2 separate regions of the Homo sapiens genome follow, and region 1 is linked to region 2. Evidence: read pairs that join two places in POLR2A ChIA-PET (ENCODE). Cell type or tissue: PC-3. All regions are shown on one strand. Links, peaks and the distances in the headings refer to the core of each region. The heading gives the core; the rest is flanking DNA.

What was found. Peaks named below come from ENCODE experiments on the same cell type or tissue, not always from the same donor. Only the 100,000 strongest peaks of a DNase experiment are listed, where the experiment ranks them.
Region 1: POLR2A ChIA-PET joins it to region 2 with 12 read pairs; 4 of 35 experiments call an interaction of 5 or more read pairs at or near these places.

What each region holds. Positions count from the first base shown.
Region 1 is chr18:58,254,272-58,271,043 of GRCh38, forward strand. The region is part of intron 5 of NEDD4L (NEDD4 like E3 ubiquitin protein ligase); the gene reads left to right. Among named protein-coding and RNA genes, the nearest start is that of MIR122HG, 180 kb to the right of the region's middle. In PC-3, for the core only: no CTCF peak of the experiment used is centred there; a DNase peak (open chromatin) is centred at 9,010; H3K4me3 peaks cover 1,742 bases; H3K27ac peaks cover 3,112 bases.
Region 2 is chr18:58,201,309-58,218,080 of GRCh38, forward strand. The region is part of intron 2 of NEDD4L (NEDD4 like E3 ubiquitin protein ligase); the gene reads left to right. Among named protein-coding and RNA genes, the nearest start is that of NEDD4L, 170 kb to the left of the region's middle. RefSeq lists an enhancer at 11,125-11,174. In PC-3, for the core only: no CTCF peak of the experiment used is centred there; a DNase peak (open chromatin) is centred at 8,203; H3K27ac peaks cover 2,294 bases.

The DNA.
Region 1 (16,772 bases), core at 4,316-12,315, 53 kb after region 2:
TTTTTTTACCTCCTCTAAATAAACCTCTTTGTTAAATAATTGATGTTTCTGGATCATAGAAAATAGTAAGTTTAAAATACAGAATATTTCCAAGCTAACTACAAATCTGATGACAGTTTTTTGAGTGTGCACTTTTCCTTTTATTTCTTAGGTCCTTTTTGGTCCTTTGCAAACATAGTAAGATTCCATATTTGTGTCCCAACTGTGGTAATATTGCTGACTTCTTACTGGAAAACAGTCAGCTCTAGGTAGCATTTCTTCTGTGTGGTATTTAAGTTAAATTATTACCAAAAAAAAAAAAAAAAGCCCACATGCACTCCCTTCTTCAATTTTCCTTTTGTTTTTTGTTGTTTGTTTGTTTTTTGGTTGATGTTTTCTTTCCTACCTGACATATGGAAGACAATGTTTTCTCCAGCTGGGTTCATTTTCTCTTTGAAAAGGAGACACTTTGGTGTCTGCCAGTCATATGTGAGCTACACACACGTATACACCTTTTAAATGAAAAATGCTGTGATAGCAGGAGGGCTCTGCTTGGCTAACTGGTTGTGTAGCAAGTCGGGCCCCCTCCCCTCCACTTAGCTATTTTGTTACTTGTAGATCCTGCTCTAATTATTTAGCATTAAACGGACACTAACTCTGTAGGGTGTGTAATCGTATTTATAGTACTGTTTTATTAGTTTGCATTCCATCCTGGTAGTGTAGTGATGTCATAAATAACAGAAACATGGTATCCGATGCTTGGGAAGGGGTTTACCCGGTGGCCAAGCCATATTTTACTTGTCATTATTCCGTGTGGCGGAAGGTGGGAAAATACCGTGTGTGCTGTTAAACATGCCAGGTCCCTGCACTGGTTAGACAGAGTCTCAGTGCTGTGCTCCGTTGGGAAAGAAGTGCCCTGCGAATGTGATGTGGTTTAGATTTATAGCAGCGTGGCTTGCAGTGTGTTTGCTGCCTTAGTCAGCTGTGAGAGCGCCCTGCTGGGGCCACTCCTTTCTGATGGAAAAGCAGCAGCTGGGAAGGTGCTGTTTCAGGCTCTTGCTGTTTAAAAAAAAAAAAAAAGAGCGAGTAGGGGAAAACTCCTCTAAGTCCAGAAGCTGGCATTGGAGGGGGAGAGCGCGGTCATGTGGTTCTGGCCACCCTACCCTCTGTCACAGTGTGGATGAGAGCTTTTTGCTCTTATCCAATCATGCCTGGAATGCCGCTTGCCACTTGGGTTATTTCTGCTATCTGTCGCTCCCGGTGCCGCAGTGCTAACAGTTTGGCAGATGGGACACTTTTTCTTGGAATTTGTGTCTTTGGTTTGTGACTTCTGGCAGTGTCGGGCCTGTTGTTGCCGCTTGCCCTAGCCCTCCTGGCCCCCCTGGTCACCATGGCCCATCGGCTTCGGTTTCATTTTGGCTCTGGTCGCAGCAACACAGCCCCCGAATCAGACATCCTAGACCAGGAGAGAGAAGACGACTTCTTCATGGCATTCCACACCCTACCGCGGAGAAGCAGCCCGCACCCCTTCGCCCAGAACGGAGGGGAGGACGGCGGCGGAGGCCTGCAGGGAGGCGTGGGTGCGCTTAAGCGGAGCTCGTCCATGTTCATCCCGCAGCTCTTGACCAGCATCGACGCCCGCCCCACGTGCAGCTCCTCCGTGCAGATCTCCCTGCAGCGCAAGGCCACGGACGGGGCCACGGACGGGTGCGGGCCGCCCGAGGGCGCCGACGATGGGCCTCCATGCGCAACGCCCGACCCCAGGGACCAGGCCTCCGCCACTGCCACCACGAGGGCCTCGCCCCAGAGTGGCTCCCGGGAGCCCTCGCCGAGGGACACCCCCGGGAGCTCCCCTCCGAGGGCAGCCCGGGACCCAGGGCTCCAGGTCAACGGCACGTGCGGCCGCCGCGTGCGGTGCTCCGGCCCCGTGGACTGCGCGGAGGAGGCTGCCCCGGGCCTGCGCATCCAGCACCGCGCCTCCAGCGCCGACGTGCGCCAGGTGAGGCTGCTGCCCCTGGGCCCCGATGGCCAGGGCGGCCCGGCCGCGGCAGAGCCCAGGCGCTGGTCCCTGCAGCACGTTCCAGATGCTTCTGGAAGCTCTGGGAAGCGGTGTTTTGTCTTCCAGTTGCAGCAGCCCCAACAAGGCGCTTCGGGGCCAGGCAGCGACCTCAACTTTGGCTTCACGGGCACAAAGGGGGACAGGTTGGTGAGGTATCCTCGCATTCGGCTGGAGAGGAGCACCTCGTACCCCACGCAGCCCCGAAGCGAGCGAGGGAGCCCCACGGAAGATCGGGGAGCCCTGGAGGCATCGCCTCGAGCTGGCAGGATGGCTCCTGAAATCCGCAGGACGAACTCCGCGGAGAGGACTCCGCAGGGCCAGGGGTGCACATTTAAGATCAGGCAGGATCAGAACGCGGGGCAGCAGCATTTTAGAATTCTTGTAACCCGGGGGCCGGAAGAAGCTCCCCAGAATCCCGAGGAGAAAAGCGCCAAAAGCCCTGTTTCCACGGGAGCTGACACCACGGTAAGTTCACAGCGTGTTTACATGTGTTTACTGATTTCAACTTCGATGCTTACTCTGCGGCGTAACCAAAATAAAACCTCACCCTCTGTTCCGGGAGTTTCCCTGCTTCAGGCCAGTGGATCTGAATGTTTGGCCGAGTTCTGGCACGATGATTTGTGGTCCAGTGTTTGGTGCGCAAAACACCATTTCTGCAAATGTCTTCTGTAGGTCCTCAAAGTCAAAGAACTTTGTCTGTTTGGGAAATCCAAGCAGAATACCTTCCCCCTGCTTTTATTTTTCTGAATAGAAGAATTTCGAATAAAATTTGTTACTTTAATCTGCCAAAAAACAAGTCAGTGCCCCAACGTGCTGATGTTGGAATTGCATTTAAAAAGCTGCTTGCAAGTATAGCCTGTGACAATACTTTAAAAATAATCAGTTCTCGGAAAGGGGAGGATATTGCAAAGGACCTCAGTTTCGTCTCTTAATAGTTAAAATAGGTGAACGTAAAGTTTAGTGGAATTTGATTATCTGTCATGGCCTGTTTGCTGCAGGAGGTCAGGTCAGTCGTTGTTATATAATTTGCTTTGTTTTTTGTCCCATTAAGTAATACTGAACGAGAGTAGTGTCGCTTGTGGGATAGTGACATTACTATCCCACAAGTGACACTGCTAAGATACTAACAGATGCGTTTTTAAAGCACATTGGGTTATGGCCCAAGGCTAGGGGAAACTGATGGGGACTCGTTAATGGTCAGATGGCGTGGCGTGCAATTTAACACTGCACACTTGAGTGTCCAAGCCGAGGATGCTGTATATAGAATAGTAAGTACCCTGTCTCCAGCTGTGGAGAAATAGACGCCTTAGAACAGATTCTGGCCTTCCTGTTTCTCTGTTCCTGATCGCTCCCTTTCAGTGAAATGGAGTACAGAGAGACAGCTGCACGCTCCATCGACCAGGCATATGATGACTCTGCAGCTTTCGTGGTTTAGAGTGGAATGAAAAGTTTAATCAGTTTGGTTTCTTTTACTAGTAATCACTAGCCAGTGAGTGCTTTCTCCTAAAGAACAAGCTCCTTATATTTTGAATTGGATATTTTTTCTCCTGAATTTCATGTGACTGCCAGTTTGAGGATATGATTAGTAAATGTCTAGGGGACTTTTCTTTGGATTTCACTTATGAATTGTGATTTTGAAAAGTGAGCGTCTGAGTATTACTCTAGAATTGTATTGTCTTTTATTGCTTTGTGTTCAGAAATAAGTTTCGTCTTTCAAGTAAACTTTATCACTCCTCCATCATTGGTTTTCATCATTTTGAAGATACAATCAGATGCTTAATGAAAATTTATTTTTCTTCTTCTCTTTCCTTCCATGTATCTCCTTTCTTTCATTATCTCAAACTCTTCTATTGGGAAATGGCTAAGTGCTTTGTCTTGGTCTGAACCTATACCATGTATTACACAATGGTACAAATTTTGACAGTGTTTTGATATTATAGTAGCCTTTAACGCCCACCCCCAACAAATTACCATCATGACAGTTGTAGGCTTTGTTCGGCAACACAATTCCATGCTGAACTTGGACCACTTACCGCATGAAGATTGACAAAAATATATTTCCTAAAGTTTGATAACTATTCAATTATATTACCAAAAACTGAAATCACTTTGCAGTTCTGATGTGGAAGACAAAGGGATTCATACAATTAAACTCAAAAAAGTTCAAACTCATTTGGTTTGAACTTTCAAATGTAATTAGAAAACAAATCGAATAAACTAAAACTTATGTGTACCTTGCTTAAAAGGGCTATTCTAACTTGCAAGGCCTATGTAGTGAAAAACAAGTTTCTACACATTTGGAGAATATAAATTCTGGAATAAAGAGCTTTTCTTGGAGAGTAAGTTCCAACTAGTGAACAGTAGTTTGCATTTTCATATGTATGTATTTTTGTACACATACATAAATTAGTACGTGGTTAGTAAGCTGGTTTTCTTTTAAGCAAAACGATTTTTCTTTAAAAAACAAAACCAAAAGTGGTCACATAACAAAACCGCCTGCTCCATTCAGCAACTTTGTATGCATTTCATATGGACAGGGGTGTTAAGTTTAGGCAGCAGCTGCCACCGCCTTACTTATCTTGAAGGAAAACATTCACTTGGGCGTCTACAGTCTGGCTGCTACCAAGCTTTTTTGGCGTTTCAAATATCCACTGCTTTGGTCTAAAGGACATTACATTATTAAGTTTACATGAAAAATTAGCTAGAATCTGTTGCAGTTTGGTGGTGGAATGATACGGAAAGTCTTCCTAGATTTGGGAATACCGCTCGGGATTCATTTGACAACGTGCTCATATTTCATAAGCTATACTTTAGACCTTATTACAAGATTAAGTTGTTGAGTACTTTTATCTGTGCCTCCCAAACATCCTGCCATGACTAAATCTAAAATGTAACATGACTCCAAAAAATGTTAACCAACTAAATTATTAGAAAAAATACAGGGGAAACCCTTGTGATGATAAGTTTTCCACCTGGTTTATCACTGTCAGTAGACAAGAATTCATTCGTATAGTCATCAATTATAATCAGTTAAAAATTTTCAGAATTGTTAGAATTTACCAATTCAGTCTGTGGCAGTCATTAGTAGTCATTTAGTGAGTAATTTAGTTATTTTCTTATAAATTAGCTTTTGGGTTATTGGGTTCTGAGCCTCTTAACTGCATTAGAGTTATTCTGAGGAAGTTGGACCACCATTTACCAGCATTTGTGCCCCCTTTGTATGCCATTTTGTGCATAATAACTGTGAAACTCTGCATTTTACAAGCTTGAGGAGCCAGTTTTCTAATCTCATTGGTGTTATGAAGTACTCAAGGTCTACTGTGTATATAACATTACACCCGTTACTTGGAAAGTTTCAGGGACTATCTCAGTGTCTTGCTGACACAGTTTGTAATGTAAACGGAGGGAGGAGGGCCCACCCGGACAAAAGCAGTAATTCTAACACCTACTGCATATGCTATTGGAGAAGAGAGCGTTCTTTCAGCTCAAGCTCTCTGGACTTTCCTCTGTGTCCTCTCAGTGGACATGTACTTCACAGGAGTAGTGTAGTAATCTCTTGTGATTAAAAATTACTTTTATTGAACAACAAAGGAATATCCAAATTCTTTTCATTTGGGGAAACTTTGAGTCTCTTTTACAGAAGATGTTTTTAATATACGGCCATTTTTTGACATTAATATTAGTCGATGTCTGTTTTTTACCCTAAAAATAACTCGAGTATCCAATGTATTAACCACCCCTTTATTTTAAAACATAACAACACAGGAGGCGAAGGTGGGAGGATTGCTTGAGCCCAGTAGTTTGAGATTACTGTTTCTACCACTGCTCTACAGCCTGGGCAGCAGAACGAGACTTTGTCTCAAAAAAATAAAAATAAAACTTAATATTGTAATGGAGAAGAAAAACAAGTAGCATTCTTTTCATTGACCTGGTTTCTGACTGGATTCAATCAACTTTCTTTCTTCTCTCATGTATAGTAATGCTCTCTCTTAATGTGGTCTTAGAATAAACCAATATATATCTTCAAATGTCACCTGTTTTCAGGGATGTTTTGAAAAGTTGGATAGGCAGTGCACAAGGTTGACACCGATATGTTTGTAAACAGAAACTGTACATGGCTTGCAGCATAGCTCATGTTTCTGTAGCACTTCACAATTTGAAGAATGCTTTGTTTATTTCACTTAATATGTATGGCTGTCCCATTGTGGAGGCATTATCTCACTTGACCCTCCCATGTGAAATGGTGTTATTTCACTGTTTCAGATGAAAGGATGTGATACCGTTGTTAGGTGTAATAACATTATGTGTATATCATAGTGTATACTATGATACCACTTTGTGCACCTATAATGGGAATGTGTATTTATGTGTGTGTGTATATTTGCACAATTAAAAAGTATATGTTAAGCCAAAAAGCAGTTTAATGCTTCCTGTGATGTGACAGTTTTTTTGAAAAGTTTAGAGGTGGTAACTTCATTTGGTGTCTTGCAGCACTGGCCTGAAGGTGAGAGAAGGCTTCTTTGGGGATCCAAAGAGCCGTCCTCTGCAGTTCACTAGCTTTTGGTCCTGGAGTACTTAGACTCCCTCTCTAAGCCTATTCCTCATCAGTAAATTTGAGGATAAAAATGTCCAGCTCGTAGGTTCATAGTTAGGTTTAAATGAAAGTGTCCATGGAAGTACCTGATTCGTGAACCAGGTATCTGTAATATACAAGTCTTTCCCCTAGCAGGTTAATTAGGTTAATTGTGAACAACCATTTTTTGATCAGTATGGCATTTAACACAAGGACAACATGCATTTATGGCATACCTGGAAATGTTTAATAAATAGCTTTGATGCTCTTTCTGTTGTCATCTCATCTTTCCTAAGTATTTGTCCCTAACACCAAATACAGTCTTGGAAAAGAATTGCTTCCTGAACTATGCATTATAGAAAAGGACTCGTAAGTATATTTACTGTGTTGATTTTGAAGCCTTATAACATTTTGGCTTGCATTTCTAGCATATTTTTTACCATGTCATTTTGCTGTAATATTTCCAGTGGTTGAGTCTACTGTTACTTTGGTATAGACTGAGGCTTTTGAGAAACAATATAGTGTTATATCTACAAAATTTCCACATTGTATGACTTTAAAATGAGGGAGATATTTGGGAATATGTCTTATTTTAAGATACTGTCTTTTAGAGAGTTTTCATAAATGGTGCAGCTGCTTCTCTTGGCTAAGCCTGGTGGCAGAATTCCTAGTCATTGAAATAAATCTCTAATTTTATAATACATACTGATAAGAAACTTGCTATCTTTTCATAAAAGTTCACAGTACCAGAATAAATTTACTTTATGTAAAAACTACCTTAAAATGTAATAAATGTTGGATAGTTGAATGGTTTCTGGATAGTTGATGAATATTTCTGTATAGTTGAGGCGAATCTAAATGGTAATGCTACTTGTGCAACTGTCAATGATCTAGCACATTTTTTAATAAAAATAATTACCTGCATATTACTGTGGGCGATACAGGTTAGCTATCCTAAATACGTTTTTACCTTTTTAACTCTTAATTATATTAAGCCATTTGCAAGAATGGGAAAAAGCAGGAAATTCATAGGTGGTGTTGAAATTGCTGATTCTACACAAAGGTACCAGAATGTCTACATTTCCTCTGTAAATGTCAAAGGAAACTTTGGAAACCCACCTCAGAGTTGGCTGGTGATTATTCGGACAGGTTATCATCCTGTCTGCAACCTTCTAGTTCTCTTAGTTCATACCAAGCAGCATGATATTCCATGTCCTGCACAAAGGAGAGCACCAAAACAGCCTTCACCTGCTGCGTATGCCCCACTCTGAATAAAAAATTAAGAAGGCCAAAGGACGGAATGTGTTAAATATTAGCAAAAGCAGGTATTGCAGAATGTCTATACATTTCTGGGCAGGTGGAGATTATTGAAAGATTTTTAGAAATAATCTTCGTTCACCACATTCCAGTGCCAGGCCCTGGACTTCTGTCTCTATTTGTGATAAAATGTTTTTAAGAAATGCTGGCTGGGCACGGAGGCTCATGTCTGTAATCCCAGCACTTCCAGAGGCTGAGGCAGGTAGATCCCTTGAGCCCAGGACTTCGAGACCAGCCTGAGCAACATGGCGAAGCCTCATCTCTACAAAAAATACAAAAGCTAGCCAGGCGTGGTGGCCTCTGTCTGTAGTCCCAGCTTCTTGAGAGGCTGAGGTGGGAGGATCTCTTGAACCCGGGAGGCGGAGGTTGCAGTGAGCTGAGATCGTGCCACTGCACTCCAGCCTGGGCGACAGAGTGAAACTCTGTCTCAGGAAAAAAAAAAAAAAAAGGAAAAGAAATAATCTTCTCTCAGTGAGCATGTTGAATGCATAATGTTCTCACTGGAGTTCTCCTTTGGAATCTCTTGATTATTCTGCTGTGGCTTCCTTGGGCCAACTAGGATACAGAGGAGAATAAATGAGTAACTCAGTGAGACAGGTGGCCTGATGTGAGTGGGCCTGAAAGTTAGCCCCTGATGTCCTGGCTGGTTTCATGCCATGTCCTAAACGGGCACTTTCCTGGTCTCTAGGCATCACCATGTTTTGACAGGAAGCTTAGTTTCTTTCAGGATGGAGGATGGAATCAATTGTATTTCAAGAAGCCTGTTTTTTATGCCCTGACAATTTTAGAACTGTGGACTGTTCTGACACTTTTGAGTACAGTGATTAAATCTCTGTGAAGGGACAGGTCATGAAATCAAATAAAAGGACGGATCATAATTGAGCTGGAAGGGGGCCCTCCTATCTCTGATTTGACTCGTTGCTACACTTTAGTATTCGGAAACTTTGTATTGGTTCCCTTAAGTGCCTGCACAACCTCCCTATTTCTGGAAACCATTCAGTGTTTGTTTTAATGTTAAGCATTATGCCACGTATCCAGTAAGCAGAGCAGAGTAAATTCCTCCAGGTAGCAAGAGACTGGAATTTCCCCCAGGCAGATCAGCTTTTCACAGGTTCCTAGAGTTTACACAGCCTTCTTTTGTGACTTAATTTTTGTAGATCACAGTGAGTCAAGTGACTTTTACTTCCCTGTATAATAACTTTGAGGAGCCTACTTGCAACCCACATCATCACTCATTATCTTGCTTACTTCTTTCTTGGGGGTTAGATGGGCTGGGGTTGTTATTAAGCATGTTAAATACTTTGAAATTCAAATCGTTTCTGATAGATTTAGTTTCTCTTTCTTCTATTGGTCATTCGAGAGCTGGTAGACTTTTAAAATACATTTAATGACTCACACATGTCATAACTCATCCATTTCCTTGACATTTTCAAGCGTGATAATAAATCCTACTTCTTAGGCTTTTTTTTTTTTTTTTTTCTCTCTCTCATGTTCTTTTCAAATGCATGGCTAGGTAGTTACCTCATGAAGGAAAACAACTGTTTTGGTCCAGATTTTAAAAATTGAGTTGAATAGAAAAGGTGGGGTGGAACCAGCAATACTGAAATGTAATAATGTATATTAAGCTCCAACCAAACAATCCAGCACTTCTTCAAATCCAGGAGGTCTTCTGGCTAGGAGTTACATTGCAGAACTAACATGGACTCTTAAACTTTGTAAGGAATTAGTCACAGTTGAACACTGGAAACTATCAGCATACCTCTGGGCTTCTTTTATATGGTCTTCCTCATGAGTTAAAATGCCTTAAGCATAGTATCTGTTCCATAGGACCTTACTGATTATGCTTTTCCACTTGAATAAAAGAGATATTAAGTTGTAATAAAACTTTAAATATTTTAATTTAGTTTGAATATTTAAGTTGAATTAACCTCTTACTACAGTAATTATCTTTTTTGCTAACTTCTTACTACGGTAATTATCTGCTTTTATAAAATCCAGAAACGATGTTATACACATTAGCACGCATTATTAGGTGCCCAAATGCCAAGGCTAAGGACACAGCAATGCTAAGGACACAGTGTGCCTCCGGCCTGCTTGCACCCTCGGTTGAAATTATATTAGCAAGAGAAGCTCCTGCATTCTGCAGTATGGCATTTTTCTCCAGCTAATGTATGCAGGGGTCATTTTTAAATGTTAGATTCACAGATTTGCAGAGCTGTGAGTTGCCTTGGAAATTATGCTGGCCAGTTCCTTTAATTTTAAAGATGAGGAAAGTGAGAACTTTCCTTTTTAAAAATTGATACATAATAGTTGTACCTGTTTATGGGGGTACATGTGATATCTTGTACCTGTTTATGGGGGTACATGTGATATCTTGTTAACATGCATACAGTGTGTAATGATCAAATCATTACATACTGAAATATTTGAAATATCTGTCACTGCAGACATTTGTGGCATCTGTGTGTTAAGAACATCCCAAATCTTGTCTTCTGGCTGTTTTGAAATGTATAGTAACTTCTTATTAACTGTCGTGCTGAGGACATGGACTACTGTGCTGTTGAACACTAGAACTTACTCCTTCATCTGACCGTATTTTCGTACCCATTTACCAACCCTGAGAGCTTTACTTTTGCAGTAATAGAGAATATTCTTTTTCTCTCTTGAGTATGAAATAATTATTTTTGAATAATCACTGCACGTGAAGCCCTATCCTTCTTGACGTTGGACATATAAATACTTAGGGAGCTTGGTTTATAGAGCTTTCAGTTTCACAAACAGATGGGACAGCTGAGGTGAGGCCTGCCTAGCAGAAGAAGCCTTACTCCTGATAGCAGGCACTAAGCAAGGCATTGGGTGACAGATTGCTTATGCACAGGCTGGGAGGGACAGGAACTGTGTCATGGAGGGGCAAGACTGGAACTAGATGCTGAAAAGTGACCAGATTTGTCTCAGTGGGCCAGTGGGAGGGGCCTCATTGAAAGACTGAAGGTAGATGTGCCTCCCAGGGATGTGGTGGTCATATTGGCTCCAAATTGCCTTGTTCATTATTAGCAGGTTTCAGCAAATTATTTTTCATGTGAAACGTTGCTGAAGATTTCTTGGGTGTGGCTGTCATCACAAACAATTCCTCTCTTTTCCATCAAATGTGGAGTTGGATGAATTCCTTCCTTGCTGGCCTGCCTTCCACAAAGCTGCTCTCTGAACACCTGCCAGGCCATGCTGAGGACAAGGAAATACCAAGGCACAGTTTCTGCCATTTAATGGTGGTAGCAGAGACCCAGGAATGCAATGGATTATTGTCACTTTCATTATAACATCATAGTGTAGGATCATAACTGGAACAGAGAGGATGAAGCTTTCTTTTGGGGAATTGAGGGAGGGAGACAGGGTCTTGCTCTGTTGCCCAGGCTGGAGTACGGTGGCGTTAAGATGGCTCACTGCCACCTCCACCTCCCAGGCTCAAGTGATCCTCCCACCTCAGACTCCCAAGTAGCTGGACCACAGGTACATGTCAACACACGCAGCTAATTTTTTAGTTTTTGTAGAGATGGGGGTCTTACTATGTTGCCCAGGCTGGTCTCAAACCCCTGGCCTCAAGCAGTCCTCCTGCCTTGGCCTCCCAAAGTGCTGGGTTTACAGGCATGAGACACTGTATCCAACTAAGTAGGCTTTATTTATGGAGTTTATAAAGAAACTGTTTATATATACAGGGGAGAATTTATCCTGAAGAAAAACTAAAGAAATGAATATTTTAAATACGTCTCTGCATTTCTTTTTGTTGGATATGACATTTATGTAAGAAAAATGCTAATCTGTATGATATGAGACATGTTAACTACATATGGTACATGTATTTAAATATCATATGTATTTAGATTTAGCAACAAAAAGGGAAATATAAACCATATTTCCACCATTTGAACAAATCGTATTCAATTATATGTGCATATAACCATTTGAAAAAATTATAATGTTGATCGGATCTGCAACCTAAACCAAGTGCCAAATTAAATTCAGGATAGATAATTTCATATAAAATGTTTCACATCATAGAAAAAGCAGTGAAAATTGAGTATCAGATCTGTGAAGGATGATACATTTCTAACCTTAGAAGCAGAAAAGGAAATCACAGAAGTTGGATAGATTCAGCCATATAAAAGTATTAAATTTCTGAACCATGAAAAAAATAACTAAAATGAGGGAAACACCAGATGTTTTTCTTAGTGATTCATGTAAGTTCTCATATGTATATCTTTTCAGTGTCTAATTATGTGCATATTTTGGCCAGTGGGTTTGTATCTCTGTAGAAAGTTCTAGTAAATACTGGAGAAATACTGAGGTTCCCCCACTCCAGCTCTTTCACTCCATTGCAAAGTAGGTCTTGTAGGTGAATCACACAAACGGATTAACAAGAAAGACAGAAATGTCCAGCTCCCAGGTTCTTCATTATGCTGTTGTGTTGTGCCAATAGAAAATACAATATATCAAATTGGAGAACTTGTGGTTGAAAATAATATACGCAGATTGCTGGTGGCAGTATTCATGGATGTGACTTTGGAGTGATTTTTAAACACTTAAGTATTTTTAAATGATAAGACCAATTATAGGTACTAAGAGTCTTGTGTTTTGAAGTGTTGGAGTTAATCCAGATAAAGTTACAAATCTAAGCAGACACCTTATTAAGAGATCATTATTCTCTGCTTTTAAAGTGGACTTGCTTTCTATATAGTTATGAAGAACAGATAGAAATGTTTTAAGATTACTGGCTACTATTAAAATAATCTGGTGACTGCAGTTATATCTGGGTCTAAGGCATTAGACTTTTTGGAAAATGGATGCTTTTAATCTTTCCTTCCGTATATTTGTCACCCAGAATTTTAAAATTTGGAAATTTCATTCATTCAGTCCAGATAGAGAATTGATCAATTGGCAATTTTATTATTTTTCGCTCATGAAAAACTCTAGGGTTACAAGAATATGCTCCTGAAGTTAACATAGTTACTTTTAAAATGTCTCAATTCTAATGGTTAGGTATTAGTCCTCTGAGTTCCGGTTGCCCCTTAACTTGGATCTTAATTTACAGTTTACAGAAAATTGTTCATATTTCATATTTTAAGATCATGTACTCTAAAACCCTATTATACTTGAAATGAAGACCTGTTATGTTATACTAGAATCTCTCATGAAAATGTAACAGTTCCCAAGGAACTTTGTTTCTGTCTCCATGGACCACACTGGCTACTGTACTGGATGGAGGGCAAGGCGGGAGCTGAGAGGCCTTTGCAGAAGTGCATGTCGCCTTAGTATGTGGCAGATCCTGGTCCCTGGCCTGTGCTGTTTCCCTCCACACCCTTTGATTTCTCCGAATACCAGGAAAGATCATGGATTGTCTCGGGAGTTAGTCTCCCCCTTAGTACTTAGCCTGTCATTTTCATGTTGCAATGCCTAGAAAATGGGAGGTTTTTCTTCTCCTTAAGGAAGTGTTATTTCAAGATGCTTTCTGCTGCCTGTGTCATGCCAGGGCGTGGGTGGATATATTTTTGCACTTTTGCACCAGCGAGTCTGCTTCTGATTTGCAGATTGCATTTATTATAAGGCGTATTGTCCATTGATGAATAATGTGTGGGCATTAAAGCAAAGCTGATACATAGCTTTTAAAATAGCTCATTTATCCTGCAAGCTTCACCCCCATAGAGAGGCAGGCCCTTCAGAAGCGTTTTCCAGGAGCAAGGTTTCTGCATGTTTCCCTCAGTTTTGGAGGTCGTCGTTTTTTGCCCCTACTGTGGGGGCCAAGGGAAAATTGCTCTGCGCCTTCTGATGGTCCCCTGAAAAATCAACTGTCAAAAGCCCAATTAATAGGAGAAATGCCATACAACTTTATTAACGTGCATGCAGATTGATTACCCCAACCCCCCAATGGGGTTCAGAAGCTTCTATACCATCCTGAGGTTATAGGAAGAATGGGGCTCAGAGCCCGACCAAAAACAGGGTATGGTGGTCAATCAGGTTATGGTGGCAAGAAAGATTCTTGGAGGGAGAGAAGAGGAGGCCTGGCTAGCAGAGGTGGCCCTGTCGTGTAGATGAAACCTCCTAGGTAGCAGCCCTCACAGAGAAGGCAGATGTTTCTTTCAGACCTTTAAAGATGTCAGACTCTCAGTCAATCTTCCCTAGATCTGGACAAGGGAGGGCCTTAGAGAAAGATGGCCTCCCATCAGTGCAGTTTCCTCCCCAGGTGCAAATCTCCCCCCACAGACCTGCCCTCTGAACAGCCATTCACAGTGTATCAAAGAGGTATATTTTGGGGTGAAATATTTTTATTCCCTTCACCCCTAGTTTATCATGTGTTTCCTTGATGGGCTGAGGGCTTGACAGATGAGCAGATAGACACAATCTTAGTTCATGGAAAAGGCAAGAATAGAGATGGGTAGCGGAGAGTTTTTAAGTTGCTGCTGATGAAATAGACACTCCTTTGTCTCAGCTACTGAAAATTTTCTTTAGAACGTGGATTTAAATAAAGAAAGAAATAGACATCATGCTTTGTAATGAAGTCCTTTGGTCATCGTAAGTGGTCACAGCCAGTTTATCCTCAGGCTTCTTTAAGCTGACCAGTTAAGGTTTCTGCAGAGGTTCTGTGTTTGAGGGAGGAGAGGAAGTCCTTGGGGAGGAGGGGAGCGTTCTATGGGAGACAGTGCTCTTGGGAGCATTCTTTCAATCTGATACCCATGCAAGGGTGATGACAAGGTATGGCCTTCAGTGACTCAGAGCCTCCTCCCTTCCCAAGCCTCAGGCCTGAAAGTCTGGTGATCCTCCCTGGCAGAAACCTCACTGGGGATCATTTTTTCCTTTTGAACAAGTTTCTTACTTTGCCTCATATGTTCCAATCTTCTGTCAGTGGCCAGGTGACATCTGTTGGAATGCTGATGTGTGTTGCCAAGCAAAACAGATGCAGGAAGACTTGCCCAAAGTGGGGGAAGAGAGGGAGGAAAGGGAGGAAAAGTGGGAGGTAGAGTGTGTTAGCTGGGGAGATGGGATCGAGCAGTATTTATCTATAGAACAGATATCAAAGATTGGGTAAATCATGGCTTAAAACTCTCAGAAAAGCATTCTAGGTTCTTGCACATCTTTGCAAGGCTACTGAATGGCTCATTTTTATTTCCCACCCTGCATTCAGAGTGGTGTTTAAATGGCTCACCGCAGCAAAAAGGATTAGGTATTACCCTTGTGCTCAACACAAGTCTGTGGTCAGCAGATTTTTAACTTTATCCTAGTTTATTGATATTTCTGTCAGTGAACAGGTTTAACTCTTAATGGAATAGAATCTACCAAGAATAATGCAGACTGGATAAAAAGAATTTCACTGATTTTGATTATTTAGCACATTAAAGGGGACCCCTGGCCAGAAGTAGATGTATTGCTTGGGAGAGGAGGGCATAGTACCCAGGTGGTACTTCAGGGATTCTGATTTTCAGTCAGGGTTGAGAAAAACTGATTTAAGAAGTTAATGCTACTGACAGCCTAAATCTGGGTTTCCTTGATAACCTTTGGTGTAAATACTGATTTAATGCATTTTTTTTTCTCACCCACTTTTCCTTCATCACCCCAAATCTATATTGTGTTCACATGGTTCCTCTTTCTAGAGGTGGGAGATGTCCTTTTATGGCTCAGAGGTCCACAAAATAAACTTGCATTCAAGCAAGGTTGTAAAATACCTATGCATTAAGAGCAGTCCAGTTGAATATTTGCAAAGCATATATAAAAGAGCTTCTCTCCTAAAATAACTGAAATGAAAGGATTAATTTTCTCTCAGTTTCCTACTGCAAGAAGTAAGTAAAAGTGGAATTCCAATTCTAGCCATGGCAAGACCGGTCTATCCTGTTATGTCTTGTGTGCCAATACCACTTTTCTCCAGGTAACTAAAGTATCTCCCTGCTGTAAATATTAACTGAGTGCATTTTTGTGGCTTTTGATAACTCCACGTCTTGAAAGTGTTGGCCAGTTGTCAAATTTTCATGAATTTCAGAGAAGTGGGTAATAGGTGGTTTCTCTCACGGTATTTAAAGCGAAGTAGTAAAGAGGAAAAAGACTGAAAAGGTAACCTGGGTCAACTCATTTTTTAGGGCGCACAGAAGTGTGGTAGCGGAGCCTGGACATCAGGTGGCCTGAAGCCCAAACCACCAGCTCCCCCAGCACAGGAGAGTGCAAACTGTAGCTCAGTCTTGGCCATCTGGGGTCTTCTGCAAATGAACTGCCCATAGTCTGGCCAATAATTCACACTGTTGTATTGCTGTCTTTCATTCTCTCTTAAGTAGAGCGTTCTGAACATATCTGAACAATTTTTTGACACGCTGTTACTCTCCTAGCCACAGGTTATTTTATGACCTAGTCATTCTTTACATAAATAAACATTTATCAACAGTGCTGTCTGGGCCTAGTAAGGTATATAGCCTGCTTTGTTTCTGCATTAAAGTTCTTAGACCGCCATGATCTTGAGATGTTTGCTGCTTATTGTTTCTTTCTGATTTCTATTGCTTATCAGTTACTACTACTTGTGGCTCCAAGGATAGAGGCCGATTCCCTCTTCTAATTTGCTGCCTCTCATCTGCTTGAAGTTTAGGTGTTTAGTCAAGCTCACTAGCATTGTTTATAAAGGAAGAATAAATAGGTTGAGAGTGAGGACTTAGGGTAGTTACCTTTTTAATAATGTATATGATCTGTCTTTGGTCTTTCTCCCTCATATCTCTGCTGATTTTACTCTCGTCCTCCTGGAACGTCTCTGGAATCAGATAGATTTTTGTAAGATTTGGATGTAAGAATTCAGTGGAATAATATATACTAGCTGTT
Region 2 (16,772 bases), core at 4,300-12,299:
GGTGACAGAGTGTGATCCTGTCTCAAAAAAAAAAAGCAGAAGATTATTTGGAAAGCTATTTTTAAATTATTCTTCAAACATATACTAAAATAGAGAAGACAACATGAGAGCCAACAGCATAATGAAACCCCATCACTCAGCCTCAACCGTTGTTAACAGTTTACTATCTTTATTGCTACTGAAGGCAGTTAAATATTTCTTGGCAGTCCTTTTTTATTTAGCATATACCATCAGGGATGACAATAGAAACAGGTTTCAAAGTCAGGTGAAATAATGTTTCTCTATATGAGTTCACCACTAACTTGATACACAGTTTATGTTTATGTTTATGTTCTTATTACGTTCGTGTATTAAGGCAACCTTTCATCCCTGCCCCCTAATAGGTAACTGTCTTTATTTGTTCTGGGATTATCCCTCCTCCATTGCCCTTTTTGGAAAGAGTATGGATATATTTGTATTTTCTCTTACTCATAAAGCAGCACATGGTACATACTGTTCTGAGCCCTGGTTTTCTTTTTTTCACTTAGCGTTGTATACTGGAACTCACTCAATGTCAGTATACAGAGAATTCCCTTGTCTTTTTATAACTCTGTGCTATACGCTGACGGAAGTTCATTCAGTCAGTCCCCTATTGATGGACACTTGAGTTATTCTCAGACTTGTCCATTGTTTTGCAAAAATAGCCCTGGGCATATGTCATTTGGTATTTTTGTCGAGGCATTCCAATAAAAATAAGTAAATTCTTCCTCTCTTGCCTTGAAGATGTGCAGCTCCTCAGTAACCTTTTATTCTCTAAAGCTCTGTCCTCATCTTTAATCCCTGATTTAAGAGGTGCAGCTCTTCAGGCCATAAACCTTTCTTCCTGCCTCAAGTTTTTAAAGCTACAAAGGAACCTAAGAGATCCCTTGTGTTTTACAGCTAAAGGACCTGAGAGCAGGAAACAAAGGGAGAGCCGGAAGCCCAGGTCTCCTGTTCCCTGCCTGGCAGGTGATATTCTTTCTGTTAAACTCTCTTTCCCTCTGCCTATTATTGGCCAGGCTGTCCTCCAGGACAGTGCTTGCCAAAGTGTGGTCCATGGGCAGCAGCATCCCCGGAGCTCATCAGCAATGTAAGATGTCAGGCCCTGCCCCAGAGGGGCTGAGATAGAATCTACCAATTACTGGATTCCCTGGGTGACTCATGCAGTCAGGTTGGAGAAGCGCTGGACTGGTGGCTTTCTCCAGAGGAGCATGCAACAGCGGTTTGCAAACAGGGATGATGCAGTTCCTTTTCAACACGTGGATTTGCACTTCCTCCTGGTGCGCTCCTCCAGCCTGCCTGTCCTGTTCACACCAGCCTCCCCCTGGAAGGGGTTCAGACTTGATCCTTTGGGTGGTAGGGTCTTTCTTGGATAGCGTAGCCATCCATTCCTGCTGCATACATTCAACACAGCCTTCATCCTTCGCCATTTGTCTCTGATACTTCATACTCCTTTTGTTTGACAAGTGCCCTAGCTTTATTTATTTTCTCATCATTGTTGTTAAGGGCCTATTGTGCTTGCTAGTATACACACCACTATGTAAGTTACTAGTTCAATTTATTTGTTTTACTGCTGCTGTGAGGTGTGTCCATGTGTGCACATCTACCTGTGTTAATAACTGATAATATTGGGCCTCAGTACATACTTTTTTTTTTTAAGAGACAAGGTTTTACTTCGTCACCCAGGCTGAAGGACTGAGACACACTTGTAGCTCACTGCAGCCTTGAGCTCCTGGACCCAAGTGATCCTCCCACCTTAACCTCCTGAGTAGCTGGGACTACAGGCACACACCACCACACCAACTAATTTTTTTATTTTTTGTAGAGACGGATTCTTACTGTGTTGCCCAGGCTGGTCTAGAACTCCTGGCTTCAAGCCATCCTACCACCTCAGCCTTCCAAAGTGCTGGGATGATAGGTGTAAGCCGCCGCACCTGGCCCTCAGTGCATACTTAGATATACTTAAATAAAAACTTAATTGCAAATTACTTCTTAAATTATCCACAAACTGACTTGGCAGTAAAAGTGACTACAAGTAGTGAAACCACTGTCATAATAAAAATAAAATAAAAGTCTTTATTGTTAGATTTAGTATTTCTAATCTCTTACATTTCAGTTTTGGAAGGTAAATTTTTGGGAAGTGGTGGTAATAATCTAAGTATGTCTAGATTCAGTGATGAGAGCTAGTACACTGTAGGAAAGAGTTGAGCATAACAATATGGAATGTTGGTAAATGTATAGGGGTTTTCTTTTTAAAGACAGCTTTTTATACAAAGAAACAGATGATCTTTTTTTTTTTTTCTAAACTATGTTAGCTATACCCAAATTAGTAAATGTTAAAATAACCATGACTGGTAAAAACATTTTGCAATTTTTTTTTTTTTTACTTTTTATATAATTAAATGAAATTCTCCATTTGGTAGTTGATCTCTCAGACAAATTAAGTCTTGCCAGACTGTCTGAGAAGACTAGTGAATCAGACCCTAAAAACTTGTAGCATTTGAAAAATAACAACTGTGTACTGCAATTTATAAGGGCATAATTAGAGAAAGTTTTTCAGTCTGAAGATTTATACTAATCTTATCACCCTGGTTTTAGAGAACCCAGTTCAATCCAACTGCTGTGAAAAAGCCACTGCTTTTAGCCACAGAAAATAACCAGTTTCATAGAATGACTTATAATAAAAAATTCAACCATTTTGACTCCAAAAACCTAGCTGGCCGGGCGTGGTGGCTGACGCCTGTAATCCCAGCACTTTGTGAGGCCAAGGCGGGCAGATCATTTGTGGCCAGGAGTTTGAGACCTGCCTGGCCAACATGGTGAGACCCCCGTCTCTACTAAAAGTACAAAAATTACCCAGACGTGGTGGTGTGCACCTGTAATCCCAGTTACTCGGGAGGCTGAAGCAGGAGAATTGCTTGAACCTGGGAAGCGGAGGTTGCAGTCAGCCAAGATTGCACCACTGCACTACAGCCTGGGCAACAGAGTGAGACTCCTTCTCAAAAAAAAAAATGCCTAGCTGACTTTATCATAGATCTGTCTGTACCTTGTAGGCACAAATATATTTACAAAATAATTAATGGTGATTTACTTATTCACAATAAGCAGTTATTTTGCTTTTGGTGTATATGTGACAAGGTGGTTATGTGGAGTACATAAAGGAGTAAAGTAAGTCCGTTGACTTCAAGATGCTTACAGTCTAATAGAAACCTTGAAATTTCCACTGGGCAAGGTTTTCTTGGGATTGCTCCAACCAAATGAATGAGCAGGCGTCTAAGTAAATGAAAATCACTCTCATCACTTTCCTTCACATTATGTTAACTGGTGACAGGTCATGACGCATGGGAATTGCTTATGTTTCTGAGCTTTAGTCTTATAAAAATAAGTTTAGATAGTCCATCATGTTCTTCACATTAGACACTCATTACATAAAAGGTTTTATATGTATTGTAGATCTTTCTGAAGGTCATCTATGTGAATGTTTAAAAAAGAAGCAAGAAGGTGCTATAAAAAGCACTAGAGGTCAAATGGTTTGCGAGACAAAATGAAACTCTCCAGCTCTGAAATCCAACAGAGTATGATGAAGAAAGGGAAAAAATAGATCAAAAAATGGCAGGGGAGGAACTCGGCATCAAACCAGTGATAAAGCAGAATGTGGATCAGATCCAGACATCCAGTAGTCTGTGAGCATCTCCATATGGGATGTTTGGGTTGAGAGTTCAACCCATCAAATACATTTTATCCATAACCATAAGATATTCTAAGATCGACCAAGTAGAGTAAGCAATGTAGAATCAAAGGTATCATCTTTATTATGTCCTATTTGTGTTTCCTGCTTTTGAGGTTCTTAGTCCTTTTAATTAACTCCTAATGAACTAATATAGTTTTGTGGTCACCAGCTTCTAGCTAGCACAGGCACAGTTGTGGGTTGGTAGGAGAATGAGCAGTAAAGCCATGAGCTAACACACCAAGTAATCTGTTGTGTTCACAAATGTCCAAGAGAATAACAAGAGATTAAAGAAAGGTAAATACAGCCACCTGGCAAAAATATTTACCCTTTTAAAAATGATGGAAGTTATATATAGAAGAAATGTTTTTGGTAAAAATATTTGAAAGTTTGTTTTATAATCATAAGTAGCTTGGGCTATTTTGACTAGAGGGGTGTGTGTGTATGTGTGTGTGTGTGTGTGTGTGGTTGGCAGGGAGAGAAGGAGGGAGGCAGGCAGCTGGTAGGGACTGTGGAGTGTGTCAGTTGGGAGAGGGAAATGAGATGATTAAGTTAGTAAGAATAGAAAACATGTAGGAAGGCGGATCTTGAAATTTCAGGGCTATTCATTAGTCATTAGTTGAAGATTTCACAGAGAAATGGTAGAAACCACCAGTAATTAAGAAATAGCATTATTGTTTAAAAAAAAAAAAACTCCCAAACCCTTTCCCTGGCATTCTGGTAGAATATAGTTTTGGTCTAACCCAGGTCCCCTCTCATTTCCTTTCACATCCCCTTGGTTCTAGCCACGCTAGACTGTCTGGGTTGTCTGTATATGTTCTGATGTTTGTTTTCCTCTGTGCTGTTCTTCTGGCCTCAGAATCCTAGTGTCCTTGTGCCTCCTTCTGCATATGTCTGGACTTTGCTTAGCTGATGAGATCCAGTTCAGATACCACCTTCTGTACAATGGCTTCCTTAATTCCTTTAATTTCTCTTAATTGCAATAAAGCTATTTGCAGAGGAATGAAAGATGCTCCCCTTTGCGCTGGGTACAGGATGCACTGAAACTTTCAGCATGGGGCGCGGTGGCTCATCCCTGTAATCCCAGCACTTTGGGAGGCCGAGGCAGGCGGATCACCTGAGGTCAGGAGTTCGGGACCAGCCTGACCAACGTGGCGAAACCCTGTCTCTACTAAAAATACAAAAATTAGCCAGGCATGGTGGTATATGCCTATAATTCCAGCTACTTGGGAGGCTGAGGAAGGAGAATCTATTGAACCCAGGAGACAGAGGTTGCAGTGAGCTGAGATCGCACCACTGCACTCCAGCCTGGGTGACATAGCGAGACTCCATCTCAAAACAACAACAACAGCAACAACAACAAAAACCCAAACTTTCAGCAGGAGAGTAGCTTGGTTCAGCCCAGCAACATCGGTTTGAAGATTATATCAAGTTTTCCAGTCAAATGTAACCAGTTTATGGATCTGTGTTTGCACGGGGTCTGAACCTCCCCTCCTCAGGTATAAGCTCTTGGAGGACAGCCTGCTGCTTAAGGTACAGGAGAATTCATCTTTGCTGGACATGGTAACGTATGCATAGAGATCTGGCAACAGAACTTAAGATATGTGGGAGAAATAATAGGCAAAAACTGGAAAGAGCACAAGTAAGAGAAGAGAAATCCGCAGAAGTGAGAAGTAACAGAATTGCTGGCTGAGGTTGGAGGCATTTAAGTGTGTGGGTGTTTGTGGGAGGCATGGTGGTCTCCTGTTCCTTGACCTCATTGGGCAAATATTACAGCACGAACATACAGGTAGGAATCAATTGCATCCCCACCTGGGCACCTTCATCGGCAGTTGGGGTACACCACTTGCTACAGTGTGATGGAATAAGGGACGATCCAAAGGCACTCAGTTCTCCCACCCATCCTGTGCACAAGGAAAAGACCTTTGAATTGTGTCTCCCCTGTTGTCCTTTGCATTGTGAAAGTGCATATTAGTTCTCCCATCCACTCTTTTCTCTTTAAGCTTTAGCATACGGTTGTTTGCCAAGAATGGAATCAGATAGAATATTTTCACCAGGAAGTGAAATTTAAAGTGCTTGAAAAAGATACAAGGATATCTGGAAGTTCCAGCCGGCGCCATTTTATATTTTAACCATGACAAGTAGCTGTATATCACGGAACTTTGGAAAACAGAGATTGTTCCATTTATTTTTCACAGATGAAAACCAGAGTGCTGTGTGGGGATCAGGAAGAGGGAAATCAACCAAATACCTTATTTTAGAGATTTTTTTTTTTTTCTGGGAAATTGGAAACAGCGCTTGTTTATAGCCAATGCAGCGTCCTTGAAACTCTCCTACTTACAGTTCTGGAGCTGTAGTTTCCTCCCTGAAGAATGGGTTAAGGCAGGCAGGGTAATATGCATAGATGGGAGTGAGAGTGGATGGCCTACAGGGTTGTTAACCTCTAAGTGCAACAGGAATATATGAAGGTACTTGGGCTGGTGGTCCTGTGCAGAACCAGCCAGTAGGTTCTAAGAGACTTGATAGCCGAGGGTCCCTGGGCCCTGTTCCACCTTTTTAAAATTTCTATGACTTAGTAGCGGCAGTACCATGCCCATCCCCCAGTGATGTTTGGGGTACAGCTGCACCCTTGGCCGTGCCTCTGCACTCACTCACGAGTGTCATCTGACATCTGGCTCTTGACCAGGATCTGAGGTTGCTTAAGCAGGATCCAGGTCAGGTTTTTTGTTCATGGAAGGTGGAATTTTGGACCTTTCCCCCAAAAAGTTGACATAACTTAAAGAGAAGGGAGGTATATTGAGACCAGCCTGGCCAACATGGTGAAACCCTGCCTCTACTAAAAATACAAAAATAGCTGGCATGGTGGTGAGTACCTGTGTAGTCCCACCTGCTCAGGAGGCTGAGGCAGAGAATCAGGGGGCGGAGGTTGCAGTGAGCCAAGGTCATGCCACTGCACTCCAGCCTGAGTGACAGAGTGAGACTCTGTCTCAACAACAACAACAACAACAACAAAGAGCAGAGTGGTATTATTTCCTCACTGGAACATTAAATGGTTCCTACTACCAAAGAGTTCCTGTTCTAATGGGGGTTTAATATAATAGTAACATTTTATTCACTGGGATTCACTCGGGGGAAAGTATTCAGGAACAAAGTGACAAAATTAAATATAGGACATATGAACATTGTCATTTTGGTTCTAGTTCTTACAAGGGCTTATGGTAGCAACCCAAATAGAAGTATTTGCTCTAACTAACAGATAAATTATTAGCACTTCAGTTGTTTACATATGAGTCAGAGCATCTAAAATTTGTTCCCATAAGTAGGTTGAGCCTCCTTCTCAGCCTGTTGTCATAGGGTCTAAAAATGGAAACGTGAGTCCAAACTCTTTCCAGATCATAAAAATAATTCTGAATTAGTAGAGCATAAATGAATGTGATTTTATTCGAGTGTCATTTTCAAGTTCCCCAGGCCAGGTTGAGACCTTTTAAGTCATCCTTAATTCCCTGTAGGGAGGATTAAGAAAATAGTAGCAGCTTTGCTTCTGGCCTTAGACAGTTTTCTAATGAGGTCAGAGCCTCTCACCCTGGGAGAAGCAGATTCACTTTGCCCCTTCAGCATTGGTTTTTGAGAATTGCTGTCTGAAGCTATTGCATAGACAAGGTCACTTTTTAAAAGGGTACATTTCTGAACCTGGAGAAGGAGTGGGTTCTGAATGACTGGCTCTTCTGATTAACAGAGCTGTATATCAAGCTGTGCTGAAAATACTCCTCAGATATATTAGGCCACATTTATGCATGAGTGAGCTCACTGTCGTGACATGGGAGTGAACCTTTGCTGATTCGAGATCCTGGGGTGCCTTCACTTTGGAACACTGATTCTAGATATTTAATAGCAGTTTTAAAATTAGGCTAAATGTAGTCTGACTGCAGGATTCATTCCAGTGGGAATTTTTTTGTTTGTTGGTTAGTTTTTTAAGCCTGAATATGAACCCAAACATGTTTCCCAAAATGTGAAATGAAGAGTGAAAACCTAACAATGGGATAAGAAAGATAATAGATAAGAGATTATAGTTCAAACTCGGCCTGCACTCAGGAAATGGAAGCAATTCCTCCCCCTCATCCTGCCCCCCTCCTCTTCCTCCACCTCCTCCTCCTCCCTTACCTCCTCCTCCACTACTTCCTCCTCCTCCACTACTTCCTCCTCCCCCTTCATCCTCCACCTCCACCTCCTCTTCCACCTCCTCCTCCCCCTCCTCCTCCCCCCCTCCCCCTCCTCCTCCTCTCCCTCCTCCTGCCCCCTCCTCCTCCTCCTCCACCTCCTACTGCCCCCCTCCTCTTCCACCTCCTCCTCCTCCACCTCCCCCTCCTTTACCTCCTCCTTCTCTTTCTGCACACCCCACCCCCGCCCCCACTAGGGACAGTTTACTCTTCCCCCTCCTTTCTTAGAATGCCAACAACTAGCCTGTTAGTTCCATTACTTACTTGCCTTGTGACTCATAACGTTTTCATCTTGGGTATTTTTCTTTCTTGGTCTTTGTAAAAATTCTAAGCATCATAGAGCATATCACCTGGAGAAAAGACCTACGTTCATTATTTAATGAAGGTAAAAAGTAAAGAATTGAGTCTGCATCCTAAGAAATTAGAAAAAGATCAACTAAGTAAACAAAAAAATATAAAAACTAGGAGGGAGGAATTAGGAGATGATAAGATTTAAAAGTTATGTAAATCCAATAGCTGGTTATTTGAAATGACCAATAAAGTAAACTCTCATTATCCTAACTCAGGAACAGAAAGAAATCATCCTAACTTAGAACTAGATAATAGGAATGAGAGGCCGGGCATGATGGCTCACACCTGTAATTCTAGCACTTTGGGAGGCCAAGGCGGGCGGATCACCTGAGGTCGGGAGTTTGAGACTAGCCTGACCAACATGGAGAAACCCATCCATACTAAAAAAATACAAATTTGGCCGGGCATGGTGGCTTATGCCTGTAATCTCAGCTACTCAGGAGGTGAGGCAGGAGAATTGCCCAAACCTGGGAGGCAGAGGTTGCGGTGAGCCAAGAGCACTCCATTGCACTCCAGCCTGGGCAAGAAAAGCGACACTTCGTCTCAACATCAACAACAACAAAAAAGAAAGAAATAGATAATAGGAATGAGAAAGGAGACACAGGAGATATCAATAGACTTTATAAGAAAACATTACATGCAGCCCTGTGGCAACACATTTGAAAATATAGGGCTGACTTCTTAGGAAAATACAAATTACCAAAGTTGATCCAAGAAGCATGGAAAAGTTGAATAGACCAATTACTATAGAAGAGATAGGAAAGATGATTAAAAGTTACCATTGAGAAAGGCACCAGGAATCCATGGATTTCCAGCTGAGGTTTTGTTTGTTTGTTTGTTTTTGGAGATGGAGTTTCGCTCTTGTTGCCCAGGCTGGAGTGCAACGGTGCGATCTCGGCTCACTGCAACCTCCGCCTCCCAGGTTCAGGTGCTTCTCCTGCCTCAGCCTCCCAAGTAGCTGGGATTACAGGCATGTGCCATCATGCCCGGCTAATTTTGTATTTTTAGTAGAGACGGGGTTTCTCCATGTTGGTCACACTGGCTTGAAAAAATAGAAAATTTGAGTGTTATTTTTACTCTTCCAGGACATACTAAAACATGGAAAGGTTCCCAGTTCATTTTATAAAACCATCAAAATTTTAATTTAAAAATCTGATGAATTAAAAAAATAAAAATAAAGATCAATATTATTTATGAAAGTAAATGTAGAAATTTAAAATAATTTATTAACAAATAGACTCTTGGGTGCATCAAAACACGAATGCACTATAATCAATAGTTATTTTCCAGTAACACCAGGGTGATTAACTGTTAGAAACTCATCACTATCATCAGTTGTTACACAATCATATTGAAGGAGAGGAATATATGAATAAGTCAGTAGAGGCTAGAAACCTATCTGAAAAAGTTTAGTAGCCATTCCTAATATAGTACAATCTGAGAAAGCGAACTAGGAATAAAAATAAATTACTTAAACATAAAGGCCATATATGTGTACACAAACACACACACACCACAGCAAATATTTCCTAAAAGACAAAACACTAAAGCCATTCAATTAAAATTAGGAATGAGAGAAGAATCTTACATTTTACAATTAGTATTTAATATTATCTTAGAGGTTCTTGTGAGTGGAGTAAGACAATGAAATGGTCATATGTCTAGAAATCGCAAGAGCATCTAGTAAAAAATCTAAAATCAACAGAAACAATTGTCAAGGAAGCTGGATAAAAGATAGGTCTCTAGAAATTATCTTTTCTGTGTTTTGAAGATAAGCACCTAGAAATGGAAGTTAAGTATTTCTTTCACAATAGCAGCAGATAACCTAGGAAGACATTGAACTAATACCTGTAACCTTCTTAGTGAAGAATGTGAAATATAATCTAGAGAAATTAAAACATGTAATGCCTGAATGTATCTTATTACAAAATTAATAAGTAAATTTCTTGTGATTCCGGTTAGAATTTCCAAAGTGGTGGGTTTTCTCTTTAATTGAATAAAATAATCCTGAAGTCTTTATAGAAGAATAAATACGTACTACCTGAGAGGAGCCAAGACAAATATGGAAAAGAAAACCGGTGAGGGCAGATTTGGCTTACAAGTAATGACAACATGCTAAGAATAAGAAGTCTTCGTGATCAAAGCAATGTGGTATTGATCCAGAATTACATAAATAGTTCAGTGGAACAGACTAGAGAATCTAGGACTGTGTCTCATTAAGAGAGTGAATGTATAACAAGATGATAGTTCAGTACTGTTGAGGTTGGTACTGGCATAACCAGTTCTTTATCTGGAGAGGGGGTTGGGGGAACAGCACAGACCTCTATCTAATATCATAATCAGTAATAAGTCCCGGAATCTTCAAACACTTAAATGTAAACAAGCAATTCAACTTTTACAAGAAAATATAAGAACCTATTTTGTATAATCTTGGAGTGAGGGAGAATGGTTAAGCAAAATTTGATACGCACAAGCTATAAAAAGAGACACACTTTGAACATATATTTTATTTTTATTTGTTTATTTTTTGAGACGGTCTCACTCTGTCAGGCTGGAGTGCAGTGGCGCGATCAGGGCTCACTGCAGCCTTGACCTCCCAGACTCAGGTGATTCTCCCACCTCAGCCTCCCATGTAGCTGAGACTACAGGCAAGACTCACTGTATTAGTTCTCATACTGCTAATAAAGACATACCTGAGACGGGGCAATTTAGAAAGGAAAGAGGTTTCACAGTTTCACATGGCTGGGGAGGACTCACGATCACGGGTGAAGGTGAATGAGGAGCAAAGTCCCATCTTACATGGTGGCAGGCAACAGAGTGTATGCAGGGGAACTCCCCTTTATAACCATCAGATCACATGAGATGTAATTCACTATCATGAGAACGGCATGGGAAAAACCTGCATCTGTGATTCAGTTACCTCCCACCGGGTCCCTCCCGTGACACGTGGGGATTATTACAGTTCAAGGTGAGATTTGCATGGGGACACAGAGCTAAACCATATCAGCTACCATGCCTAGCCAATTTTTTGTGGAGACGAGGTTTCACCATATTGCTCAGGCTGGTCTAGAACTCCTGTTCTCAAGTGATCTGCCCACCTCAGCCTCCCAAAGTGCTGGGATTAACAGGCATGATCCACCATACCTAGCCTGAATATATATTTTTAAACTTTTCTGTGGCAAAAGATACGTGATTAAGTCATAGATCAAGAAGGGATATTTGAAACAGACATGGGGTTACTATCTATAACAAAAAACTTACAAATTGTTAAGAAAACCACAGAGGAAAAATGGACAAAGAATGTTAATATAGAATACACAGATAACAAATGCAGACAGCTAGCTGGCAAACCTATGAAAAATAGTTCATTTTTGCTAGGGAAATGCAGATTAAACAATGAGACGTTACTTTAAACCCATCAGATTGGTAAAAATAGAGAAAAATAACACTTTTTGATAGCAAGGCTGTAATAGAAGTGGCAAGTGGTATTATTTCTCATAATACTGATGGAAATGTGAATTATGGGCAGTTGGGAAATTGAAAAGCAGATGGGCAATGTATATTAAAATAAAAAACTATCATACCTTTCTTCTAAGCAACCTTTGTCCTCGGTTATTTGTCTTTTAGAAATAAAAAATGTGTGCAAAGTCATATGTATAAGGATATTTATTGTACCATTATAGTGGCAAAATACTGAAAATATGAAAACCCATCAGTTGAAAAACGGCCAATTTATGGACTGTTTGTACCATGTAATATTATGAGAGAACTAGAGCTGTATGAGAGTTGGCTGTGGAGGAATTTCTATGAGAACTTGATGAATGAGAAGCAATGTGTAGAAAAATGTATAATATCCAGTTCTAAAAGACGCATTCCTCCTGTGCCCATATGTGTAAATGTGTGAGTGTGGAGAACAAGATGAAAATGCTCATTCTGTATGTTAAGCAGGGAGTGGGGTGGAGGTTAATGTGGAATGGTGGGAGAGTGGGGTGGCAGGGATTTCCAAGTCACTCACCAGTGATGAGTGTTAACCACATCCCCATTTTTTTCCTATGAAGGAAGCTGCAATGCTGTGGTTTGAGGTTAAACATGCTGGCTCCTTCTCTTAGGTCTTGATTTGGTTTTTGTTGTTGTTGTTTTTTTTTTAATTCTAGTCTGTTCTTGTTTTGCTGTGCTGATATCCTCTTAGATTTTACGAGCATATTAATTGTGAGTATTTAACATTCTTCTTTGGTTTATTCTGAGACCCCGTTTGCCTGCCCTTTGGCATCATTGGCAGTTTTTGGTGGTCTACTGGTCTTCCTGTTTGTGCCTCTCGTTTGCCCCTTTTTCACTGGAATGTGCCAGGTTGAAGCAATATGTAGGGCCCGGTGGGATGGGCCAGGAGGTGGCCTTTCAGATGTGGCTCCTGCATGGCCCTGCTTGCTCTCTTGAGCTGCCTGCACTTCAGTCTTAGGACCACATTCCTGCTTTGGCCTACATGAAGTGCAAGGTAGCAGTGGGAAAAGCAGAGAGGAAATGAAGCTTCCTGATAAATCACCTGATCGCTGCCCCAGGGTTAGTCACTCTAGCCCCCTTGGATCTCTTGACTCCATCTCTTGATTTGTTTCTTTTGAATTTCTGGCATCTGGAGAATACTTGTACAGCAGCAGTCCCCTGGTTTTGTTTTTCTTTCAACCCAAGCCCATCCCATATCTGTTCATGTGATGATACTGTGTCTTATTTTCCCAAGATTCTTATGACTGTGATATTTAGTCTGAATCAGAGAAAGAGAGAGATAGAAATGTACACTCAGAGGGCCACTTGGATGGAAACTTCTGTTGATCTCTCCAAGCCTTAGTGGGATCATCTGTAGAGCAGGGATAATAACAGCGCCTATCTGTTACTGTTAGGGTTACTGCAAAGATTAAAATAGGTGGTGCTCTTAAAAGACTTAGAACAGTGCTGTCATATAGTAAGGATTCCATAAACATTAGCTGCTCGGTTTGTGTGTGTGTGTGTGTGTGTGTGTGTGTGTGTGTGTTTTGTTGTTGTTGTTGTTTTAAACGGGATCATGCTGGAAATGATAGATTGCAACAGAGCTTTGGGGTTTTTTCTCTAATTAATAGATCTAGGATGTTTTCTGAGGTGTGTCATGTTTTTAAAACTCTGTGGTATTTCTGTTTCTTTCTTTCTTTCATTTTTTTTTTTTTTTTTGTTGTTGTTGTTGAGACAGAGTCTCACTGTGTCACCCAGGCTGGAGTGCAGCGATGCCATCTCAGCTCACTGCAACCTCTGCCTCCCAGGTTCAAGTGATTCTCCTTCCTCAGCCTCCCGAGTAGCTGGGACTATAGGCATGCACCACCATGCCTGGCTAATTTTTGTATTTTTAGTAGAGACAGGGTTTCACCATGTTGGCCAGGCTGGTCTTGAACTCCTGACCTCAAGTGATCCGTCTGCCTTGGCTTCCCAAAGTGCTAGGATTACAGGCGTGAGCCACCATACCCAGCCTGGTGTTTCGTGATATATCTATGTGTGAGGGTTTCTGTAGTTAAGTTCCCATAGTTGAATTCCTGGTTCAAAGGACAAGAACATTTACAATGTTCATAGACGTTGGGAAATTGCCTTCTGTAGTACTGCACTAGTTTCCACTGGCTGTAGTGGTTGATGAGAGTACCAGTTTTTCCCTAGTTCAATATTAACCCATTTTATCAGTCTTTTCATCTTCGACATTATGGAAGGTAAAAACATCTCATTTTATGTCTTCAGTCAGTGATGCCAAGTATCTCTTCGTGTATTTATATTTCCATTTTTATCCAGTGCCAACTCACATCCTTCTGTCAATTTTTCCTTTGACCTATTAATTTTTCATTGATAAGAATTCTTTGTAAAATGGGCAGTTTAACTCCCCATCTGTCATATGTTTTTTCTCATTTGATTTATTGTATATCTTGTATAGCACCTTTTAATTTTAACATTGTGTTTTTAAGTGTCTTTTCTTTGTTGACTTGGAAAGCTAACAACTACTTACAGCATAATTTCCTTCTGTTAAAAACAAGAAGGAATTTCCCCACTCTAATTGTGAAAATTATACATTTTTCTAAGTCTGAAAAAAAATAGAGGAAAAAACAGAAAAAACAACAGAAAGAACATCAGTCACTCTTAATATTTTGGCATTTTCCTTTTAGTTGTTTTTTAGGAGAGAATGTATATTTATACTTCGCATCATAACATAGATATAGTCTATTTTGGTGATTTATTCCAATATGTAATATATGTTTCTGAATGTACAATATCCTATTTATCATATCTGTTAAGTTTGTTTCCAGTTTTTCATTTAAGAGAGAAAGGTACTGGGAATATCTTTGTGCAAAACAAGAATTTTTTTTTTTTTTTAGTCAGATTCTGTTCCTATGATACCTCCCTGGAAATGGGATTCCTAAATTAAAGAATATTAGGATTTAAATACTTTTGGTATAGATTACCAATTTGCTTTCCTAACGTGTGGTACTAGTTTATGTTGCAATCAGCACAAAGACTCACTGTGCCATTTATCATCAGCAGAGAAGAGAGCAGCCCTGAAGATTTGGGGGAGGAGTGTTCGTAGAGAGGCACGTGAAAGTGAGTTTGAGAGGTTTGAGAAGTAGCCAGGTCAGTGGGGCTGGGGAAGGGAGAGAGTTCATGGGGGAGGGCTGGAGATGAAGGTAAAGGAGCCATGGTTCTTTAGGGCTGTGTGGGTGCTGGGGAATTTGCATTTCCTGCTTAAGGTTGTAGTAAGTCAGCCTGGAGAGTTGCAAGAAAGGAGTGGCTTGGTGTGATTTATTGTAGCAAGTGAGAGTGACCCAGAGGCCAGTTAGGAGGCTGTTGCAGAGGCCTGAGTGAGAGAGGATGGTTTAAACACCAAAATGGTAACATTCAGAATGGAGAGGAGGAGATGGTGGGAGATTAAATTTGGGGATGGAGCCCTTAGGATCTGTTGATTGACTGGATGTGTAAGAGAGAAAGGGAAGAGCAGAACTGAGGAAATGTCCTCTTGAACTGGCTGGGGGCCACTGAGATGGGACAGATGCGCTGGGGAGCAGTGCAGAGGTGGAATCACTGCTCCTTTTAGGTCTAAGGCATCCCTTAGATCTCCAAGTGGATGTGTGAAGATGGTGGTAGAGGAGAATGGAGCTCAAAAGAGGGGCCAGAGTCATTTCCATTTAGATGGTCTTTACAGCCTAAGGAACTGGCAGATTTCACTAAGGTTGAGGTCTTTCTTTCCTGTGAAAATGTGATCAGGATCCTAAGTAACAGCCCTAAAAATTAAACATTAGGAATACAAGGTTTCATAAATTAGGAACTGTCTGTAGCTGCCAGATTCTAAATGTTTTGAGGATACAAATCTTGGGGTCTTTTCAAATGCTTTGAGCAGAAGAGGTACATCGTATTGTGTTTACTGAATGGCATTTAAAGATGCAGGAGACCTTTCCCCCTTCTTGATGAAACAATTTGCCTTTCAGATGTTTTGTTATAGTGAGTTGATTGTAGGACCTTATGAAGCATGTAAACCACACATTTGTAAGGCATTGGAAGAAAAAGCTAACGCGAGTTAGGAGGGATTTAAGACCATGTGAGGAAATTCAAGCCTATGTTGTTATCACCAAACCTTGCCTGTGTTATGTAAAGATTTTTGCCTGTGTCATGTTATCTTCGTTGTGTTCAATTTATTCCTCCCCCTCCAAGTGTCCTAGTTTCTCCTCTACTGTAGCTGGTTTTGAACAAAATAGAGAAACTTGGGTCTCCTCTACCCTCAGCATCTGAATTCTTCTCATTTGGTTACTCACTGTGTTAAAATAAGTGATATAGTACATTCTTAGCAGTTTGTTTATTTTTAATTTTATTTTTTATGGGGCTAGGGTCTCGCTCTGTCACCCACGAGTGTGGTGCCATGGTGTGATTGCAGCTCACTGCAGCATTATAACTCTTGGGCTCAAGTGATCCTCCTGTCTTAGCCCCACGAGTAGCTGGTATTACAGGTCCATGCCACCATACCCAGCTAATCTTAGCAATTTTTAAATAACTTTTTTTTCCGACTGTAACAGATTTAGATATTGGAAAAGATAAAACATAAAGCATTGATCTACCTGTAGAGCCAAATAGCCACAGGGATATAAATTGGTTACCATTTAATTTTATTTCCATCTATATTTGGCTATATTTATATTTATGTATATGGAAATAGTTTATGAATTTGGAATCATACTATGATATTTTTTAGAATGATGCTTTTTAAACTATTTTATGGTAAGCATTTTAGTAAAGCTCGTAATGTTATTTTTAAAAACGTACTTTTCGAAGGCTGCAGAGTATGGATAAATTCATGATGACTTTTTAGAGGAAAATATCAAGATGATCTCACTAACAAATCCTGAGATTAAAAACAAAAGCAAACAAAATACAAAAACTGAACCATCTTTGGAATACTATGAAATTCAGAT